Regions from separate parts of the Mus musculus genome. Here region 2 is linked to region 1. The links are chromatin loops, found by intact Hi-C in ENCODE. Cell type or tissue: left cerebral cortex. All regions are shown on one strand. Each heading gives the region's core, and the rest is flanking DNA. Links, peaks and the distances in the headings are about the cores only. Region 1 has its middle 170 kb from the start of Gm38996. Region 2 has its middle 93 kb from the start of Gm38996.

The links. Peaks named below come from ENCODE experiments on the same cell type or tissue, not always from the same donor. Only the 100,000 strongest peaks of a DNase experiment are listed, where the experiment ranks them.
Region 2: it touches region 1 in a loop (2.3-fold over the local background); 2 of 42 quality-filtered maps call a loop at or near these places.

Annotation. Positions count from the first base shown.
Region 1 is chr7:40,120,632-40,126,018 of GRCm38, forward strand. No RefSeq gene overlaps it. Among named protein-coding and RNA genes, the nearest start is that of Gm38996, 170 kb to the right of the region's middle. In left cerebral cortex, for the core only: no CTCF peak of the experiment used is centred there; a DNase peak (open chromatin) is centred at 2,865.
Region 2 is chr7:40,199,771-40,205,157 of GRCm38, forward strand. No RefSeq gene overlaps it. Among named protein-coding and RNA genes, the nearest start is that of Gm38996, 93 kb to the right of the region's middle. In left cerebral cortex, for the core only: no CTCF peak of the experiment used is centred there; a DNase peak (open chromatin) is centred at 3,065.

The DNA of each region.
Region 1 (5,387 bases), core at 163-5,162:
TTGTGGGAAGAAAGGAGCATGAAAGTCACAAGGGGACTACTAGGGTTATGGAAGATAAACAGAGAGAGCAAGAGAGTGATGAAATAGGATAGTGAGGGACTGGGGAGATAGATCAGTAATTAAAAGTATTACCTACTATTGTGGAGGACCCAGGTTGGATTCTTAGCATTCAAATGGTGACTCATAGCTATTGATAACTACAGTACCATGGAATCTGATGCCCTTTCTGGTCTCTGCGGACACTGTACACATGTGGTAGATAGACATGTAGGCAAAACACCCAAACACATAAAAATAAATAAATTACTAGAAAAATTTAAAACAAAAAGGATAATGAGGGATGGCCATAGAAAACATATAGTATATGCATGTAGAAATGTTATAACAAAATTTTATTATATAATTAATACTAATACTAATAAAAATAATTAAGTATATTTTTCTACTGAGCCAATTTCCATCTAAAATAAAAGATTATGTTCATGTTCAAAAATAACCACTGAATCTAGCTAATTTTAGAAGATAGCACATTAAAGAAAATGATGTGAAGTCTGGGACTTAGGCAGAGAAAAATGAAGGTAGGGTAGGCCACACAACAGAATGTTGTAGCTGCTGCAGCCCTTGGGAAACACAATGAGCACATGCTCTCCCACCCTTATCCATCTGCTCCAGCTGAGGTGCACTCGGCTGCGCTGGGCAGGAGTGGGAGAGATCGTATATTACCTCCCAAGTCTTGGGCAGAGAGGTAAGCTCTCTCTTCTGTCACCTCACACCATGTTGCAGGCCTCAAATTCAAGAGTAAAAGGGCCTGGCAGAATGTTTCACAAGGATGAAAGGGAGAGTGGAAATGCCAGGGAAGTCCAAAGCATGTCTGTGGGCACCACTGGAGGGAATCAAGACACCGAGGCAGCAGATTTACAACAATCCTTGACACTTCTATCCTGGAAAAGGTTGGAAGTGTGAGGCTGGAGTTCTCTGAAGAAGCCATATCTACATATACCAGATTCCTGTAATCTGGAGACCCTGACCATGACCAGGTAGGTCTACAGCCAGGTTTACTTTGAGAAATCTTAGCTTCTTTACTACCCTCATTTGTATCTGATGCTTCGCGTTAATTGTTAACTTGATACAGTCTGGGCCCACCCAGTGTGGGTAGCACAATCGCCTGGGCTGAATTACCCTGAATTGTGTAAGGATGGAAGTGCAAGATGAGCAGATGAGTACCATGAATACATTGATTTGTTGTTCTCTGCTTGGGACTGTGGATATGATGTCAACAGCTGCTTCAAGTTTCTTGAACTTCCCTGCTGTGATACATTGTAACTAGAATTGTGCTACAAAGAAATCTTTCTCCCCAAGATGCTTCAGCCAGTGTGTTTTTATCATAGAAACACTGAAACAAAACCAAGTATTGTGACTTAGACAAACCTCTTAGAGTGTATCAATAGCCTTAGCATACCTCTATTGTGCATCAACTCGAGATCTGAAAATGGTTCCAGATGGCATGTGAAATCTATGGAAAGGATTTCTTCACCTTGCTATAGCTTACTGTGCTATCTAATTTTTCACACAAACTACAGTCACCGGAGAGGAGGGAACCCCACTTGAGTTGCCACCAGATTGGTCTATGGTCATGTCCTTTCTTGGTTGATTATTTATGTTGGAGGGATCAGACCACTGTGGACAGTGCCATATCTAGGCAAGTGAATCTGTGCTATATAAGAAACATAGCTGAGCAAGCCAGAGAAGTAGGCCAGTAAGCAGTGCTCTTCCATGGTCTCTGTTTTAGTTCCTGGGTCAAGTTCCTGTTCTGACTTCTCTCAGTGATAAATTATGAACTGAAAGTGTAAGGTGAAGTAAGCCATCTCCTCCCCAGGTTTCATTTTGTCAATTTTATCACAAGAACAGAGAAGCAAACTACACTTGCCTCCATAAAGCCACCACCAATGCATTTATTTTGAATGTAGCATGTACGCTTGTTTTGTTCTATGTCTATAAATGTTCATATTCTTTTTTCCTCAGTGTGTGTATCCTTCAGGATAACTTGGGTCTGCCTTCCTGGACCATAACACTCATATTTAGCTGAACATTGACTATTTTCTTATTTTATTCTTTACTGAAGTCTCTGTAGGGAGCTTTCAGACTGTGATGCTGTCTTCCATAAAGATGGAACTTGAGAACTTGTCTCCAATTGTACAAAAGAGGGGTTGGGGAAATACACACTTCACCACTCCTGTGAGACTGAGAAGAACTATTTGACACCTATTTCTGAAGGCTGAGCTGAGGTGGTACTGATCTGGGACACTTGACAGCAGGAAAACCTAGGTTGTGTAGCCTGTGGGACTTTTTCCTCTGAGGTAACCTTCAAGTTTGTGGCTTCCAGTGCTAGCCAACCAAAGCCATGGGGATGCACTTCTACAGCATATAGAGATAAATTATGACAGCTCCATGACGGCCTGGCTCCAGCTGCCTTCCTGCAGGTACTCCTGAAGAGCTGGGCACCACCTTAGAGAGAGATGAAGGTTCTCTCATAAAGTATTAAATGCATCACGTTAAGCAGGGCAGGCTCTAGGTGCCAAAAGAAAATGCTCTGATGGCCAAAAGAGAGCTGGGGCAGCCCAGTAGGACAGACCCTCAGCAGTGCTTGCTGGGGCATGTAGCATGATGTTCTTTCCTGTGGATTTTCAATTAGAAAATATCTCTGTTCCCCATTCATATGTCTGCTGGCAGCCAAGAGCAAACTTCCTGGAGCCTCAGCAGTTTTGATTCACCAAAAATATGATTTGGAATCAGCTGCCATGTTAACTGAGTAACAAATTCTGTTTTCCTTTCTATTTTTGCACTATCTTTCAGAAACACATTTTCCATAAGGGACCCGGATATTTAAAAATTGTGAACTAAAGCCATATGGAGTGGAAGGAAAATCAGATATCAGCTGGAGGGAAGAGCTTCCTAGTTAGACTTGCTAAGAAGTCTACCTCTCGTAGCTCCTCTCCTTCCCCAGCATTCCTGCCCCACAGTCCTTCTTCTGTTACTTCAATCAAGGCAGAAATGGAGCCTGCTGAGTGTTGTGGGTCTGATAGATTTCTTAGGAATCTCTGCCTGTGCCTTGAATGACTGACTCGGTGTGAAGATCTACATGTTGTGGCTCAAATTGCCTAGGCATAAAAGCTAAGGGGTAATTCCTTTGTCTCTGAACTTCTGCTTACAGGTGGTACCAGAAAGCTTTAGTGCAGCAAATTCTGCAGGAACCTCCTTCAACTTTATCTCAACCCTCAGTGGCTTTCACTTGTGTAGACTTCAAATTCCTCTGACATGGGAGCTGGTGTCTTGTAAGGTTTACTTGACCAGACTTTCACTATCTTTGGAGTACAAGGAACTTCATTTACCAGGTTCTCTTGCAACTGGTTTCTCCCTAAGTGTGGGTGTGAGGAGGCAGTGGTAGAACAAAAGAGAGGACCAAGGAGGAAGGGGAGGTGTTCATCTCTTTTGCTGAATCTTTCTGCTTTGGAAAACTTTACTTCGGTAACCTGGCCTTTTCTCGGTGTCTTTCTATGGTCTTCCTGAGATTCTAGCTCCTTCTCTGTGGCCTTGACACCTCCCAACCCTAACCCTAGCCTCTATGCAGTGCTCTCTATGTGGCCTTGACTCCTCCCAACCCTTACCCTAACCCTGGCCTCTATGTAGTGGTCTCTATGTGAAAATGGCTTCCTGTAGTTGTTAATTCTTGATTTGTGCATGGATTCTCACCACTTTCACGTGGGAAATTTTATCCACAGGGATAGATATGCCCAAGAGCCATTTGTATTTGTTTCGTGCCATTCATTTCTTGTGACCAATCCCAGGGTGTACCTGGTATTTCCAATTAATTACAAACTGTGGATATCATTGTATGACTTTCTTGGAGACACAAAAACAAACATGTATTCACTTGAAAGAGAACACCCTTGACAGACCAATGCTACTACCTGAGTCTAACTAATTGGACCAGTGAATTCACTGGAGTTGTTTATAGGAACATGAGTGATGCCAGATCAGCTACATCACCATAAATCCCACCCCAGTGAGGTTGATGACTCAAGAGAGCTAAACCTTCAGAGTCCTCTGCTTAGCTTTCAGGCAGGCAACTCAGTCTTTTCTCCTCAGCATACATTACTTTTTTCTATAACCTTATGAAAGGGTTTTATGAATCTTGCAAGTCACAGGGACAATCTAGGCCTTGTACATTTTTTATTTCCTGTGTCTTATAATCTCCCTTTATTCTTATGAACCTCCTTTCTCCCATTCAGGAAATAATGCTTCAATTCAAATGAAATGACTGCACAGTGCTTTTCTATTATGTAGCTGACTTTTTTCCAATTAATTTATTATAAGTACCATGCTATGAGTATTAGTCTCTTATCTCAAATATGAATTGATAATTTTTCTTGGATTTAATTATTGCTTTGACTTTGCTATAGATATTGTTGTTGTTGTTGTTTTCTTTGGCATAAACCATGTTTTAAAAAATTGTTTCAAAGACGTGTAGTTATCGCTACTTTTGATGCTACATTTAGAATACCTACATTAATCATAGCTAAAATTTCTCTACATGCTTTATTTTCATAGTTTCATTTATTAAAATATGTAACCAATTCCATAATTTAATAAATAAATATATAGAGAGATAGATATAGCTTTAATGCTCTTAATTTTTTTTTTTGCAAATGATAGCTTAATTATACTAATGTAATCTGCTAAATAGGTCACTGTATTTGTTTAACTTTTGTGGCTGTAACAAAATGCCCGAAGGTGAGTAGTTTATAAAGGAAAGAGGTTTACTTAGTTCATAGTAATTGGACTTCAAGAGCATGGCATTGACATCTGCTTGGCTCTAATGAGGCCCTGGGGCAGACAGTATTGTAGTGGTGGGAATTCGTGCACACAAGACTACAAGGATGACACACAAAGTGAGAGAAATCATGGGTCATGCTAACTCTTTTATAAGTTATATTTATTCAGTATTTATTAATTGGTCAAATGAACAGATTGCATGAGATATTTCCATGATTGTCTATGCAAACCTCCAACCCTCTCTTTCCTCTTCCTTTTCTCTGGACCACCTTCCCATTTCTAGGAACCCAACAGCTATTTCCAAACTTTTTTGTTTGTTTGTTTCTAGGTATAAGAGAGAAAGTGTCATATTTGCCTGTACGTTTCTGACTAATTTTGGTTAAAAATAATAAGCACCAGTTCCAACCATTCTCTTGCAAATGACATGCTGTAATTTTTTCCTTATTATTTATGACTGAGAGAGGCTTCACTGGGCATAAAAAGGAGACATTTAAAAGTCTGTTGGTGAATGTCAAGGCTAATTCCATGTCCTGGTTACATGGATATAGGGCATC
Region 2 (5,387 bases), core at 251-5,250, 79 kb after region 1:
TAAGCTTCACATTTACTACAGATGTGTAGGGCATCTAGGTCCACCTCCTGCATGCTCCCTGGTTAGTGGCCTGGGTTTTGTGAGGCCCTATGGTCCCAGGTAAGGGACATTGACTCATGAGTTGTATGAAACTTGTTCTTTTAGTAGACAGAATAAAATGTCTGGATCAGGGCTGGAGAGAGGCTCAGTGGTTAAGGGCCCTTATCACTCTTAATTTTTTATTACAGAGAACCTAGGTTGGGTTCCCTGTACTCACATCAGATAGTTTACCACCTCTAACCTCTGTTCCAGGGGATATGGCACCTTTTACTGGCCTTTTCAGGAATATATATACACTGAGCATCTCTCTAGACTTATAGGCAATATTTTGAAGTAGAGATGGTCACGAAACAAAAATTTGGTAAAATAGTTGCTTCTGGAGATGTCAAATATATCTGTGATCATTTTATTATTTCTTATTGGGGAATTGCCCAGATTTTAGTTAATCAATTCCATAATTTAGCTATTAAAAAATAAAAGTCTATGTTCAAAGAATCTTTGAACAAATTCTTGTCTAAATTAAATGCTTTGCTCTAAGCTTCTTCTGAAGACAGAGCGTGAAAGCTGACATCACTGGCTTGAATTCTTGAAGGAACCTGATATTTCACACGGTGAAGAAATGTTTCCATGTATTGCAGTATGACTTAATAGTCTCTTCTGATAGTTTGTTCACAAAGTTGCATTATCAGGAAGTCTGTCCTGTGTGTAGCTAAGGGGGTAGGCTGTGCCATCCAGTGTCCAGGGGATAAGTTGAACTCATTCGCTCACTAGTGATTCTTTTCTTTTCTGTTTTGTTCTTGTTTTTGCATAAAATTAGAAATGATGATACTTTTCAGTTTTCTTTCACTAATTTCACATACTTAGTTACTATTTTCTAAGGTCTTTAGTTACATTAATAGGTTATTTAAAATCTGGTTTTGGTCTTCTAAATAATATGAAGACTAGTGGCTGTTTCTGGGTGAGCTAGTGAAAGAGTGAGTCAGAAGGTGAAAGGATAAACTTCATCCCAAAGAGGAAAATAGAATAAACACATGAACCACACACATAAATAGAGCAGAAAAGAATAATGCTGTGCTGTGCAAATAAGCCAAACACATTCTCATCCATACAGTTCTCTGGAGGGGGGGAGACAAGCACAGGTTTATTTCACACACACACGCACACACACACACACACACACACACGAGAGAGAGAGAGAGAGAGAGAGAGAGAGAGAGAGAAACTAAAAATTTAAATGCAGTAAGATGTCAAATCAATAGTGTAATGTTCAATAAAATCATTTATGTGGTATAAACACCTCAGACTAACTGTGGGAATCGGTTGGTATGTGAAAAAATGCATTCTTAAGAACTTCAGAAGGGAATGAGATAGATGAGACACACCCAGTTTTCCCAGAACAGGAATGAAGAACTGTTCATCATTGTTGTTTATGATCAAGCACTATTGAACACTATTAGAGCTGTTGATTCAGTGTTGATACTTTATTAACACCTTTTAGAAAACGTTCTTATAATCACAGAACAAATTATTTAATTGAAGGTACAAAAAGAGGTAGGACAGCTGATTAATTAATGTAAAAGGTTGTTCTAGTTTTCTTTCTATTTCTGTGATAAACACTCTGACTAATAGCAACTTGGAGAAGAAAGGGTTTATATGACTTACATGTCTCAGGTCACAGTCATTTACTGATGGTTCTTAGGGCAGGAACTTAAGGCAGGAACTGAAGCAGAGACCATGGGGGAATGATGCTTACTGGTTTGTTCTTCATGGCTTTCTCAGTTGGATCTCTTATACAAACCAAGACTGGAATCCCAAGGGTGACACCACCTGCATCAGTCATTAAAAAAGAAAATGCCCCACATACTTGCTTGTCCATAGGCCAGTCTAATGGAGGCAGTTCCTCAGTTGAGGTTCCTTCACCCTACCTGACTCTAGATTTTGTCAAGTTGACAAAAAACTAATCATTAAAAAAGTATTTGGAATGTTCAAAAAATGAAAAATGGGAGCAGGACACCACAAAAAAGCTGTGTGGGAACATTCTGAAACTGCACACAGAAATAGAACATTATAGAGTCTCATAATAAAAGCAGATCACATGTACCCTAAATGTTAAACTCAAAAGAGTGACCAAAGTTTTCAACTAAAATTTACAATTCCCTTGTGTGAAACCACAGTTCCATACACATCTTACAATATGTCAGGAAAAGATATTTCAATGACCCCATGCCGTATTCCACCAAGCTCTTACTATTTCCGTTGTGCCACATCTGACAACCTACCTCATTTCTAAACTTTACACCAAACAATAGGTTGGCTGACAAGCAATTCAGACCTAAACATTTTTCATTTGTTTGATTGTTTTGTTTTAAAGATCTAGTTTTATTTTTAGTTGTGGGGTGTGTGGGTGTTTGTGTACATCTGTGTGGGTACTTACCAAGCTCCTTACATCTCGAGCCACTTAACCCGGTTGCTGGGAATCAAACTCAAATCCTCTGCAAGAGTCAGAAGCCCTCTTAACCACTCAGCGATCCCTTCAGTCCCATAAGCATTCATTTTTATGCTTCTGGAAAATGATTAGAAGTGTCCAGAATACCCAATTGATAGGCCCTTTGTTAGAGATCGAGTTTTCCTCTTGTCTGCTCATGTGCATCATATATTTTGCAATCATTCTGAAAATATCCAGCCAGCTTCCAAGAATCACTGTAGCCTGGCTGAATTCACACTCAAGTCAGACCATTCTTTATGGACCAGACCAGTGATGGAAAACAGTGCCCCAAGACAGAGACAACCCTGGGTGACTAATAGATGACCCTGCAGCTGTCTTCATTCAAGCCAGAGGAGAACTTTATCTTCCTGAGCAGAAAGTTTGTGACTAGAGCAGATTGCAGCCTCTCATTTACATGCAGAGCTGTGTGTGCTGGTTTTCATCCATTTGCTTGTGACATCTGTCCCACACCCTTTTTCTGTGTATGCTAACAGGACACTTCACATACTTCTTGGGTTTGCCATATCTATTTCAAGAAAGTCTGTCTAACTGTTGCAACATTAAACCTCTCTAAAGACTTTGTGCCAACTGGCGTTAAATTTGTGATCTTTATGGCAGTCTGAGCTGGTAACTTGAAAAAGCTGGCAGAAATAGAGGCAGGGACAGAAACAGTGTAGACAGCTGTAGCAATGGCAGAGGCAGCTGAAGAAGCATGGCAGAATAACCATGGACAAGAGTGGTAGTGTATCAGATGCTGAGGGTCTGTGGAAATACCAACAAGGTAAATAGGAGGTAAGAAATAGCAGAAAGCTCAGTGAAGGCAGAGATTGTAGGGAATCAAGGTTGGGAGACTGGAGTTTCCTAATCAGTAATCAAGTTCCAGAGCAGTAGTGAGTATTATAGGCAAGGGTCTGGATACCTGCCCCACCCTACTGCTCTTGGTGCTCACTGATGCTAAGAGCTGAGGTCTTCAGTATCATTAGTTAAAAGAAGCAGCAATGCTGGTCAGCACTGGATGTGGCCAGTGCTAGCTGCTGCTGGTATTTAAGCACTCTGTATGTTAGACTGCTGGCAGCCAGTGCTTAGAGCCAGTCTGAGCTGAGAGCTGGATCTGTAAGACTTTTGTTTTAAGAGCTATGGTCTCTTGTCCTGAGGGTTTACTTGTCTTGTAATCTCTTGTCTAAGTAATCACTTGTCCTCAGAGTTTACTTAGGCTCAAAAGTCCCGAACCGCCAACAGGGAGGAGGCCACTCTTTGTCTAGCCATGCATTTCCAAATGGACAAAGCAGAAGAACCATCTTCATCAAGCATTTGTGAAGCAAAGCCTAGGCAGTGAGGCCTTGGGCACTGGGAATTTGTCAACAGATCTGTGGTCTATGGGACAATGTGGATGTTCCCAGCCAGCACATGCTCAGAAAAGCCCTTAAGAAGGACCCTCAGGTCTCACCTTGCTTGACCGTCAAACTCTGCAAAAACAAAAAGTTAAGTAAAGGCAAAGTTGCAAATTCCTGAGTGATTGGTAAAGGCATTCCTCACACAGACGTTTAACACACATGCACACCACATAAAAATAGCAAGAGTGGCTTGTTTGTGCGTGGGACGTATGTGTAACACAGGAAACACATGCATGTAAGAAATTCCCTGTAAATCAATAGCTGACCATTAAGCTTATAGAACAATGACTTCAATGGACAGAAGGACAAAGTACAGTTTTTAACTAAACAAGCTTTAAGAAATTCCTATAATCTACAATGTATATAACAAATACCAAGACGGAGGTGGCCACGTATGAAAGTCATCACATTATTCACATTGTTCTGTTCAGAAGAAGAATTTACAAGACATATGGCCACACAATAAATGCTGGTTAGGCTTTGTTTGCTACTGAATTTCCACAGACATAGGCAGGCTGCAGCCCATATACCACAAATGCCCCAAGACAGCTCTGAATATGGACGGCACGATGGACTTCTAGATGAATTTGTATTCCAAGGTCAAAAGGTTCACATCTCTGTGTTAGAAGGTACAATCCAAAAGATTTGTGATGGCACGTTACTAACACTATGGAAGACTAAAACACTGGTTGTATTTTTTGTTTGGTTTGAGAGCCAATAGTCCAGGCCAACTTCAAATTCTCTGTGTAGTTGAAGATGACCTTGAACCCCTTGGCACCAGTACTCAAATGTTAGGATTATAGACATGCAACAATCACATCTGGTTTATGTTGTTCTGGAAATCAAACTCAGTCCTTTGTGAATGCTAGGCAACCATTCTGTCAGCTAAACTACATTCAAAGCTCCTAAAACATACTTATATCTAGTTCTTTATATACATATGTATATATATTTAGACATTTTTTAATTTAAATTTCAAATGTTATCTCCTTTCCCAGTTTCCTCCCCTCCCGGAAACCCCCTATCCCATCCCCCCTCCCTCTGCTTTTAGGAGGGTGTTCCTCCACCCACCCACTCACTCCTGCCTCCTGCCTTCGATTCCCCTACACTGGGTTATCTGTCAAGCCTTCATAGGACCAAGGACCTTTACTCCCATCGTTGCCTGACAAGGCCATCCTCTGCTACATAAGCAACTGGAGCCATGTGTACTCCTTGGTTGGTGGCTTAGTCCCTGGGAGCTCTGGGGGGTCTGGTTGATTGATATTGTTGTTTTTCCTAAGGGGTTGTCAACCCCTTTAGCTCCTTAGTTCTTTCTCTAACTCCTCCATTGCGGACCCTGCACTCTGTCCAATTGTTGGCTGTGAACATCCACCTCTGTATTTGTAAGGCTCTAGCAGGGCCTCTCAGGAAACTTAAAAATTAACCATAACCCCTTTTTATTGCTTTAAAATTCTGTGTGTCTACAAAAT